Linked DNA regions of Homo sapiens: region 2 is linked to region 1. Evidence: chromatin loops called from intact Hi-C (ENCODE). Cell type or tissue: IMR-90. All regions are shown on one strand. Links, peaks and the distances in the headings refer to the core of each region. The heading gives the core; the rest is flanking DNA.

What was found. Hi-C counts contacts between places; a loop is a spot of excess contacts. Peaks named below come from ENCODE experiments on the same cell type or tissue, not always from the same donor. Only the 100,000 strongest peaks of a DNase experiment are listed, where the experiment ranks them.
Region 2: a loop joins it to region 1, with 6 times the contacts of the local background. A loop is called at or near these places in 80 of 110 quality-filtered maps.

Annotation. Positions count from the first base shown.
Region 1 is chr4:103,006,479-103,011,863 of GRCh38, forward strand. All of the region lies in intron 1 of SLC9B1 (solute carrier family 9 member B1), which reads right to left. Among named protein-coding and RNA genes, the nearest start is that of SLC9B1, 11 kb to the right of the region's middle. In IMR-90, for the core only: a CTCF peak has its summit at 2,839 (motif pointing left); a DNase peak (open chromatin) is centred at 2,813.
Region 2 is chr4:102,429,197-102,434,581 of GRCh38, forward strand. All of the region lies in intron 2 of NFKB1-AS1 (NFKB1 antisense RNA 1), which reads right to left. Among named protein-coding and RNA genes, the nearest start is that of NFKB1, 69 kb to the right of the region's middle. In IMR-90, for the core only: a CTCF peak has its summit at 2,376 (motif pointing right); DNase peaks (open chromatin) are centred at 505 and 2,305; H3K4me3 peaks cover 1,020 bases; H3K27ac peaks cover 152 bases.

The sequences.
Region 1 (5,385 bases), core at 74-5,073:
TTCTGAAATTGAATCAGTAATAAAAAGGTTACCAACTAGAAAAAGCCCAGGACCAGAATGATTCACAGCCAAATTCTGCCAGATATATAACGAAGACCTGGTAGCATTCCTACTGAAAATATTCCAAAAAATTGAAGAGGAAGAACTCCCCAAGTCATTCTATGAGGATAGCATCATCCTGATACCCAAACCTGGCAGAGACACAATAAAAAAGAAAAAGGCCAATATCCTTGATGAACACTGATGCAAAAATCCTCAGCAAAATACTAGCAAATGGAATTCAGCAGCACATGAAAAAGCTAATCCATCACGATCAAGTAGACTTTATCCCTGGCATGCAAAGTTGGTTCAACATATGTACCAATAATTGTGATTCATCACATAATTAGAACTAAACCCCAAAACCATATAATAATCTCGATACAGAAATGGCTTTTAATAAAATTCAGCATAACTTCATGTTAAAAGCCTTCAACAAATAGGCATGAAGGAATATATCTTAAAATAATGTCGTTTATGACAAACCCATAGCCAACATCACACTGAACAGGCAAAAGCTGGAAGTATTACCCTTGAAAACCAGAGCAAGTCGAGGATGCCCTCTTTCAACACTCCTATTCAACATAATACTGGAAGTTCTAGCCAGAACAATCAGGCAGGAGAAAGAAAGAAAAGGCATCCAAGTAGGAAGAGAGGAAGTCAAACAATCTCTGTCTGTAGATGATATGATTCTACACCTAGAAAACCCCATAGTCTCTGCCCAAAAGCTCCTAGATATAAAAAACTACAGAAAATTTTCAGGATACAAAATCAATGTACCAAAATCAGTAGCATTTCTATACACCAACAAGTCCAAGCTGTGAGCCAAATCAAGAACAAGATTCCATATACAACAGCCACAAAAAGAAAATACCCTAGGAATACAGCTAACCAGGGAAGTGAAGGATCTCTACAATGAGAATTACAAAACACTGCTGAAAGAAATCAGATATGACACAAAGGGAAAAACATTTCATGCTACAGTATCTTGGCATCACTATAAATGCATAACAGCCTTGAAATCAGAAATATACTGGTTGTATGATCTTGGGTAATTTACAATCTCTTGTCATCTTTTTTTTTTTTTTTTTTTTTTCTGGAGAGATGGGTTCTCACTCTGTCTGTCACCCAGGCTGGAGTGCGGTGGTGTGATCATGGCTCACTGCAGTCTCCAACTCCCCAGCTCAAGTGATCCTCCCACCTCAGCCTCCCAAGTAGCTGGGACTACAGACATGTCATGTCTGGTTAATTTTTTGTAGGGACGGGGTCTCCCTATGTTGCCCAGGCTGGTCTTGAACTCCTGGGCTCAAGTGATCCTCCTGCCTTGGCCTCCCAAATCTCATCAGCTTTTATTGGGCATAGTACTATCTGTTTTTCTTCATATTCACAGCTAGGGAAAGCAGAATCACATTTGAGGACAGACACCCAAATATGAGTTGACTGGATAAGTTTATTAGAAATTATGGCCTGCTTTTTGTACTAACAAAAATAAGACTTCTTACTGGTTTATATTCCAGTGTCTTACATATAAATGATCAGCTCAGTTTAAAAAATTTTTATGCTTTACTTATTTCAATAAGCTTCTTAAAATCCTTTTCGGAATGAGGTAGATATAAGTACATACATAAACACACATATATACATATCTTGCTATTATGGGAATTAAGTGAGATGTTTGTACAACTTATAGCAAAAGCTATGGTATTTAAAACTTATTAGAAGTCTGTACTGCTGTTATATTGCTAGGCTTTGCTTTCAAAATAGTGAAAAATTTTGATGGATTTAGAAGTTCCATTTTCACCTTGGTTTTTTAGAATGTCTGTTTGATTATATATTAATAATGGACACAGTGTGGTATTGTAAAAAGAACTGGGCAATCTAAGTTCTCTGTTTTTCATTTGCTACTTTTTTTTTTTTTTTTGACAGAATCTCACCGCCCAGGATGGAGTGCAGTGGTGCGATCTGGGTTCACTGCAACCTCCGCCTCCCGAGTAGCTGGGACTACCGACGTGAGTCACTGTGTCCGTCTAGTTTTTTTATTTTTTGGAAGAGATGGGGTTTCACCATGGTGGCCAGAATGGTCTAAAACTCCTGATCTCAAGTGGTCCGCCAGCCTCAGCCTTCCAAAGTGCTGGGATTACAGGCATGAGACATCGCACCTGACCCTGATACATCATATTGAGTAAATTTCTTGTCATTTCATCTCTCTGCTCGATTCCAAACCTATAAAGTGACGTAGGGAGTGAGGATCTTAGATGATCTAAGGGCTTTAACAGTTTCTTTTTTTTTTTTTTTTTTTTGAGACGGAGTCTCGCTCTGTAGCCCAGGCGGGAGTGCAGTGGCGCAATCTCGACTCACGGCAACCTCCGCCTCCCGGGTTCAAGCGATTCTCCTGCCTCAGTCTCCCGAGCAGCTGGGACTACGGGCGCGTGCCACCACGTCTGGCTAATTTTTTGTATTTTTAGTAGAGACGGGTTTCACCGTGTTAGCCAGGATGGTTTTGATCTCCTGACCTCGTGATCCGCCCACCTTGGCCTCCCAAAGTACTGGGATTACAGGTGTGAGCCACTGCGCCTGGCCAGGCTTTAACAGTTTTAAGTCTATGATTCTATTATCTGAGGGGCATACCAAGAAATAGGCTGAAAGAATAGCAATACGTACTTCTTGGGAACTTCATTTCTTAAATACCATGTATGTGCATATGTATCACTTAATATAAACAACTTGTCTTTCCTTGGTGTGTCCATACACAATACTATGGGTTTATGCTTTTGGAGCAATGTTGTGCAACAGTGACATCTAGTGACTACATATCACAGATCATTCAGCAAAACTTTATGGCCAACTTGTACTCTTCTAAATGTGGATGATTTACTTTGTAGCCCAGCTAAATACTTTTAAATAATTCCTCACCTCTCTCCTCTAAAGAAAGGTATGCCAATTAAATTTGACAACAGCATTAATAATTGGCTAAATAAGAACTGAAATTTCCTTTAAAAATCATAATGTATATGGAATTCAGTATAAATTATTCTAAATGAGACTGCAGCTCTTTTCCTTCCACTGAGAGTGGCAAAGCTGGGATTTTCAATTCCAGTGTGTTTAAATATAGTCTATTCTCTTATCTACTATGCATTGCTGACATGTAGTAGGCATTTAACACATACTTATTCAATTAATGTTAGGTAAAACATATGCATCAACAGTTGTGAGTATGTATTGCTTTGGAATCTTTGGAACTATTGCTGCCTTTCAAACAAAGAACTCTTCTTGAGGTCAGATAAAAGATTAACACAATTATAAACAACCACAGTATACATCTTTCTGAACAAATGAATTTGAGACCTACATGCATGCATAACAGAATACTCTTTATAAAAGGCATTCAAACTAGGTCAGTATTTTTTTTAAGATAATGACTACCTAGTATTATTATTTAATCAGGACAATACAAATCTGGGCTAAACTTCTACTACTATAATTCAAATTGACTGTCATTGTTAAAATTCCTAATAGTATTTAGGATTTGATCTCATTAGTCAGATAGTACCTTGATTTTAAACCGTTTTCGGGTGCCTAGATCTTGTTGCCACAATAAAGTGACACGGTGTCTGTCTTAGGTCATTTTGTATGCTGTAACAGAATACCACAGATTGGATAATTTATAATGAAAAAAATTTCTTTCTCATAGTTCTGGAGGCTGAGAAGTTCAAGATCAAGGCACCCCAGCATCTTGAGAGGGCCTTCTTGTTCCATTCTCTGGAGGGGAGGGAGTCTATGTCCTCCTCACATGGCAGAAGGTATAAGGGTAAGGGACGCAAATGGGTGGCAGAACTTGTCCTTTTATAATGAAATTAACCTCACCCATGTGGGCACAGCCCTCAAGGCCTAATAACCTCTTAAAGGTCCCACCTCTTGATACTGTTACAATCAACATGAGTTTTGGAGGGGACAAACATTCAAACCATAGTAGTGTCTTAGTCTATTTGTGTTGCTTTAACAAAATCCTCAAGATTGGGTAATTTATAAATAACAAAAATTTATTTTGTCACAGTTCTGGAGGCTGGAAAATCCAAGATCAAAGTGCTGACAGATTTGGCATCTGGTAAAAGCTCAGATCTCTGCTTCCAAAATGGTGCCTTGAATGCTGCATCTTCTGGAGGAAATAAATGCTGTATCTTTACATGTTGGAAGAGACAGAAGGGCGAAAAGGGGCTAGCTAGCTCCCTCCACTTATTTTATAAGGGCATTAATCCATTTATGAGGGCAGAGCCCTCATGACCTAGTCACCTCCTAAAGGCCCCAGCTCTTAATACTGTTGCATTGGGGATTAAGTTTCAACATGAAATTGGAGGGACACAAACATTCAAACCATAGCATTTTGCCCCTTCCCCCACAACAAATTCATGTCTTTCTCACATATAAAACACACTTGTTCCATCCCAGTAGCTCCAAAAGTCTTAACTGTTTCCGATACCAACTCAAAAGTCCAGAGTCCAGAGTCTCATCTAAATCAGATATGGGTGAGACTCAAGGTTTGATTCATCCTGAGGCAAATTGCTCTCCAGCTGTAAGCCTATGATATCAAGCAAGTTATATCATTCTAAAATACAATAGTGGGACAGACAGAGGAAAGATAGATATTCCCTTTTCAAAAGGGAGGAAATAGAAAAGGAGAAAGGGGTAATAAGTTCCAAGTAAGTCCCAAACCCAGCAAGGCAAACAACATTAAATCTTGAGACTTGAGAATAATCTTCTTTGACTCCATGTCCTGCCTTCTGCATACAATGGGGAAGGGGTTGAGCCCCCATGTCTCCTGGGAGCCTTGCCTGCATGGCTTTAGGGGGAGCAGACCATGCACCAGTTCTCACATGTTGGCATCACATGCCTGTCGCTCTCCCAGGCAGGAATTGCACACTGGTATCTCTAGTGGCCTACAGTCTTGGTGGTGGCTCTGCCCCCATAGCTCCACTAGGCATTGCTCTTATGGGGGCTCTCTGCGGTATCCCTGACTCCACAGCTCTTGTAGGCACTGCCCTAGTGGTGACTCTCTGTGCTGACCTCACACCTCTGGCAGTTCTGTGCCTGGGCCCCAAGGTTCTCTGTGACCTCCTTTGAAATCTATGCGGAGATAGCCATGACTACAGACTTAGCACCACATGGGCACCACCAAGGTTTACTGTTTATACTCTCTGACACTGCACCTGGGCCTGCTTGAGCCACAGCTGGTGTGGCTAAGGAATGCTGAGCCACATGTGTGGAGCAGAAAGTTGACGTGGCCCTAGGCAGCAAGCCCTGAGTTCCCATGGACACCCTGGGCCCCTCCCTTGAAACTGTTCTGCCCTG
Region 2 (5,385 bases), core at 85-5,084, 580 kb before region 1:
ACAGTTTCAAGAAGAGGCTGTGACCAATTTTCCCAAATTTGGCAAGTAGGGCCAATAAGATGAGTTAAAATGATCATTGGCAACATTCACGAATTGTATTAGTCTAGTGATGGGAGAGAAAATTAGAGATCAGTCAGTTAAGGAGTGAAAAGGGAGTGGAAAAGCAGTGGCAACTCATGGACAAAAAGGAAGAAAAAAGATGGAATGAAAGACAAAAGAGAATTTGTGGTCAAGAAAGGGCTGACTTTCTGTTTGCTGTGTTTGTTTTGTTTTGTGGTCATGAGAATTTATTTTTTGTTGTTTTGGGGTATTTCGTTTGTTCATTTTTTAAGGATGAGAAAGATTTGGGGTGTATGGACTCAGGATTGGAGCCAACAGAAGGGCTAAGGTGGAAGATAAGAACAGAGTGGGAATGACTGATGAAGCAACATTCCAGGAATGGAGATGGGGAGGAAAGAAATGGAATCAAGGGCTCCAGGAGAGGGCTTGGCTTTGTGCTAGAAGGACACATCATCCTCCAAATATGTGGAAAGGAGTTAAGAAAGTGTCTATATATTAGTAAGTGCTGGGCAGGGTGGACAATTGATGGATGACTGTAACTTTCTCAAGTAAGAAACAAGGTGGTTTTTGGGAGCCTGAGGCAGGAGAATCGCTTGAACCCGGAAGGCGGAGGTTGCAGTTAGCCAAGATCGCGTCACTGCACTGCAGCCTGGCGACACAGCGAGACTCCATCTCAAAAAAAAAAAAAAAAAAGAAAAAAAAGCAGATTAACAAGGTGGTTTACTGAGAACATTGGCAGTTAAATGTTGAGGAAATGATGAAGATTTGGAATAGAAGCCAAAGAGGATGATAAAGAAAGCTAAGCAAAACAAGTAAACTTGTATTACTCTGGATTAAGCTCTTGGAACTCATTTCTCATAAGTTTTTAAAATCTTGATAACCACTGATGAGAGAATACACCAAATAAGTATTTTGGCAATTAGTCTTCCTATTTCACTAGCAATTGTGTTTAGATAAAAATCATTATAATTACATCTTAAGCTTCTTGTAATACATTAGACTTACAAAACTGCAAACACTATACTAGATATTATGTATGTATATATTATATTATATTATATAGATCATATACATTATGTGATACTAAATGCCAAAATTTTACTTGATGTTTTGAAGTGCTTAGTGTTGTTCAATGCTTACTTTAGCCAGCTGTTATGTTTTCAGACAGTGATTTGCTTTAGTCTTCTCTTCCTTGCAGAATCATAAGGAACCTTAGCTTATGAGAGCAGTTTCTTCAAGAATCTGCTTATTAGAGTAAATAGAATGAATTTCATTTCGTACAGTTACTACTACAACATTTGATGATACCAAAAGCAAAGTGAAACCTGAAGCATGCTCACATAATAAATTACAAAATTTTCCATATGAAGCATTCTTTATTTTCTGAACCCAAAGCTCTGTGTCCCTTTGTAATGAATCAGCATCTCAGGCAAATGTTCTTGTGAGGAGGCAAATTTTTCCCACTGGATTTAGCACTTAAAACAGAAGTTGTCCCCACCACCACCACACTTTCTAAATACAAAGAGCCCTGTTATAAGATAGTCTCATCTGAGTTGTTTTTCTTTTTTCTTTTAGATTATGTGGGAAATGTGTTGCATATTTGCATTTAGTATTTGTGCAAATGTTTTAAACCTTTTTCTCCGTGTTGAAGCTGGTTTCGGTTATAGTTATCCGAATAAGGGGGGGAAAGAGGTGAAAGGACAATATAGTTTAAAGTATTTAAAGCCCTAAAACTTCACAAACCAGGAATTAAATATAAAGGTATTCGAGTTTTTTCTGACTTATGAAAATTTAAAGAGCAGTACCGGCCGGGCGCGGTGGCTCACTCCTGTAATCCCAACGCTTTGGGAGGCCGAGGCGGGCGGATCACGAGGTCAGGAGATGGAGACCATCCTGGCTAACACGGTGAAACCCCGTCTCTACTAAAACTACAAAAAAATTAGCCGGGCGTGGTAGCGGGCGCCTGTAGTCCTAGCTACTCCGGACGCTGAGGGAGGCTGAGGCGGGAGAATGGCGTGAACCCGGGAGGCGGAGCTTGCAGTGAGCTGAGATCGCGCCACTGCACTCCAGCCTGGGCGAGAGAGATTCCGCCTCAAAAAAAAAAAAAAAAAAAAAAAAGAGCAGTACCAAAAATATGTAAGGTTTTCTTAGAAAATATAAAGTGCTAACCTAAAAAGGAAAATAATGTATTTGCCACATTTAACAAACACTTATGGACCAAGATAAAACAGATAGCCCATAAATTTGGCGTTGTCCCTTTAATGTACATGTCTATAGTGCCACCATGTGGTACTACCGGTGTTGTAAATATTTCTAAATACAGTAATTCAGATATTCTGAAAGTTAGACACTAGATGGCAGTATATTTCCCTTTAAAATTGTTTATTCATGTTCAAAGGCAGTATCTATTTTTTATGGTATAACTTTGTTGAAAAGTAAAAAAAATTACTACAGTTTTTAAAATAATATGCTTTGTAACATAGACTGATTGCATTAAAAAGTATGCTTTTAATCATCATTTATTTCTCAAATAGAAGCAAAATATTAAAATAACTACTTGCTTCCTTTATTAGCATGCCCAACCTAGGCAAAAGAATCTCACCAATTTTTTCTTCTTCTACTAAAGTCCTGTGATTAGCACAGTAGGATCCAACTGTATTGATTCTATATAATTACTAATTAACAAAATTTTACTAAGTAAAGACTTAGAGGCAGAAAAAACAATGAGAAATTTAGGCAACGAGTCAGCTTAGGTTCATTTATGTACTGTCTTCAATGGCTAAAGAAGAAATATTGGCAGGGGAGGGCTATGACTTTCATTCTATCTCCCTTTTATCCTGCTTCTGAGGCTAAGGGCTCTTCCTAATTTATCCTGGCAATCAGAAAGAAATACTCTATGCCATCCTGAAATACAAATCCAAGATGCATTGTTCAGGAGGTTTTCCTAGTTGGAAACAGCAAGTGCTACATGATATATCAGCATCCAACAGAGCCATGGCTTTTTGTATAGAAATTTGTCTTTTCCTTAATATAAACAAAATCCAGATCTTCCAAAACTGTCAAAGGATCACCAGGCACACAAAAAACGTTAGCAGGAGCATGAAGCCCCAACTCTAGTTAATGTATTAATTTCTCCTTTGGGCTCTTGCTTCTGACATCTGCCTCTACTAGGTAGGTTTGAGACAAGAAGTAAAGGAATGCTCATTTACCTTTAATATCCTAGCCCATTTTTGGACAGAGACCCTGCCTTTAACACCAATAAGCAAAACTACAACAGAGCTAGCATATTTAAATGAGACTTAACTAAATAAAAAGGAATAACTATAGATTGCTTGATAGAAACAGAATTACATTAGTTCCATCAGAACTAGTTTCCTGATAGTTTTTATAATTAATATGTAAAAATATTTAACTATCCCCTTGATTTTTGAGTACTCACTGGGAGAAAATTAAACCATGTCCTTTCCCTGGAATGATTCTAATTCCTCACAAGAAAAAACTTGAGCTTGGAAACCTTGAGTCTTGATAGAATTTGATTACCTTTGAGATAGCATTGGGGGTGGAAGGTGGCAAGGAAATAGCCTTTTTGTGCTTTGGAACTAAAAATATGTAGAAGTGATCTTCACCAATAACCCTCTCCTCACACATATGCAGAAAATCAGGACTTTGGGAAGGTACATGAGGCAAGTGGGCTAAATTGTTTGAAAAGGGGCCTGTCATAATGGGTGGAGGGGTAAATGGCTGAGCTCAAGTACTCGAGTCCTCCAAGAAGAAGAGGGAGGACCAGGCTGCATGTTCCCACCCACTCCCATACAGATGGTGACCAAAACTTCACCCCCAAATTGAACAACACTCCTGAACAACCAAAGGGTCAAAGAAGAAATTTTAAAAAATAACTTGAGACAAACAAAAATGGCAACACAACATACCAAAACTTATCAGATGCAGCAAAAGCAGTTCTAAGAGAGAAGTTTATAGTGACAAATGCCAACATTAAGAAAAAGGAAAGTTCTCAGATAAACAGTCGAACTTTATACCTCAAGGTATAGAAAAGAATACCTTGAGGAACTAGAAAAAAAAAGAATAAACCAAACCCAAAGGTAGTAGAAGAAAGGAAATAATAAAGATTAGAGCAGAAATAAATGAAATAGAGACTAGAATAACAATAGAAAAGATCAACAAACTAAATGTTTTTTGAAAAGTTAAACAAATTTGACAAACCTTTAGCCAGACTAACCAAGAGAAAAAGAGAATACTCAAATAAAATTACAAGTGAAAAAGGAGGCATTACAATTAATACCACAGAAAGGCGAAAGGTGATGAGGCCACTATGAAAAATTATACACCGAATTGGATAACCTAGAAGAAATGGATAAATTCTTTTTAATATAAAACTTACCAAGACAGAATTAGGAAGAAATAGAAACTCTGAACAGACCAATACCAAGTAAGAAAATTGAATTACTGATAAAAAAAAAAAAATGTCCCACCAAAGAAAAGCCCAGTACCTGATGGCTTCACTGGTAAAATCTGCCAAACATTTAAAGAATAATTAATGCCAATTCTTCTCAAACTCTTTTAAAAATTTAAGAGAAGGAAACACTTCCAAAATTATTTTATGAGACCAACATTACCCTGTACTGAAGCCAGACAAAGAAATTATTTTAAAAAATTACAGGCCAATATCCCTGATTAATATAGATGCAAAAATCCTCAACACAAATAATACTAGCAAACTGAATTCAACAGGACATTAAAATGATCACATACCACAATCAAGTGGGATTTATCCCTGGCATGCAAAGATGGTTCAACATATGTAAATCAATCAGTGTAATACACCACATTAACAGAATGAAGGATAAAAATCATATAATCATATAATCATCTCAATAAATGCAGAAAAAGTATTTCACAAAACACGACATCATTTCATCATAAAAGCTATCAACAAATTAGGCAGAGAAAGAAAGTACCTCAACACAATGAAGACCATAAATGTCAAACCTGCAAATAATACACTCAATGATGAAAGCTGAAAGCTTTTCCGCAAAGATTAAGAACAGAGTAAGGGTGCCCACTATCACTACTTATATTTAACATAGTACTGGAAATCAGACCTAGCGCAATGGGTCAAAAAAAAATAAACAAAAAGCATCCAAATTACAAACATAGATGTAAAATTATGTGGTTGCAAATGATATGATCTTATATGGAAAAAGCCCTAAAACTCCACCAAAAAAGTATTAAACTAATAAACAAATGCAGTAAAGTTTCAGAATACAAAGTCAATATACAAAAGTCAGTTGCATTTTTATACCCTAA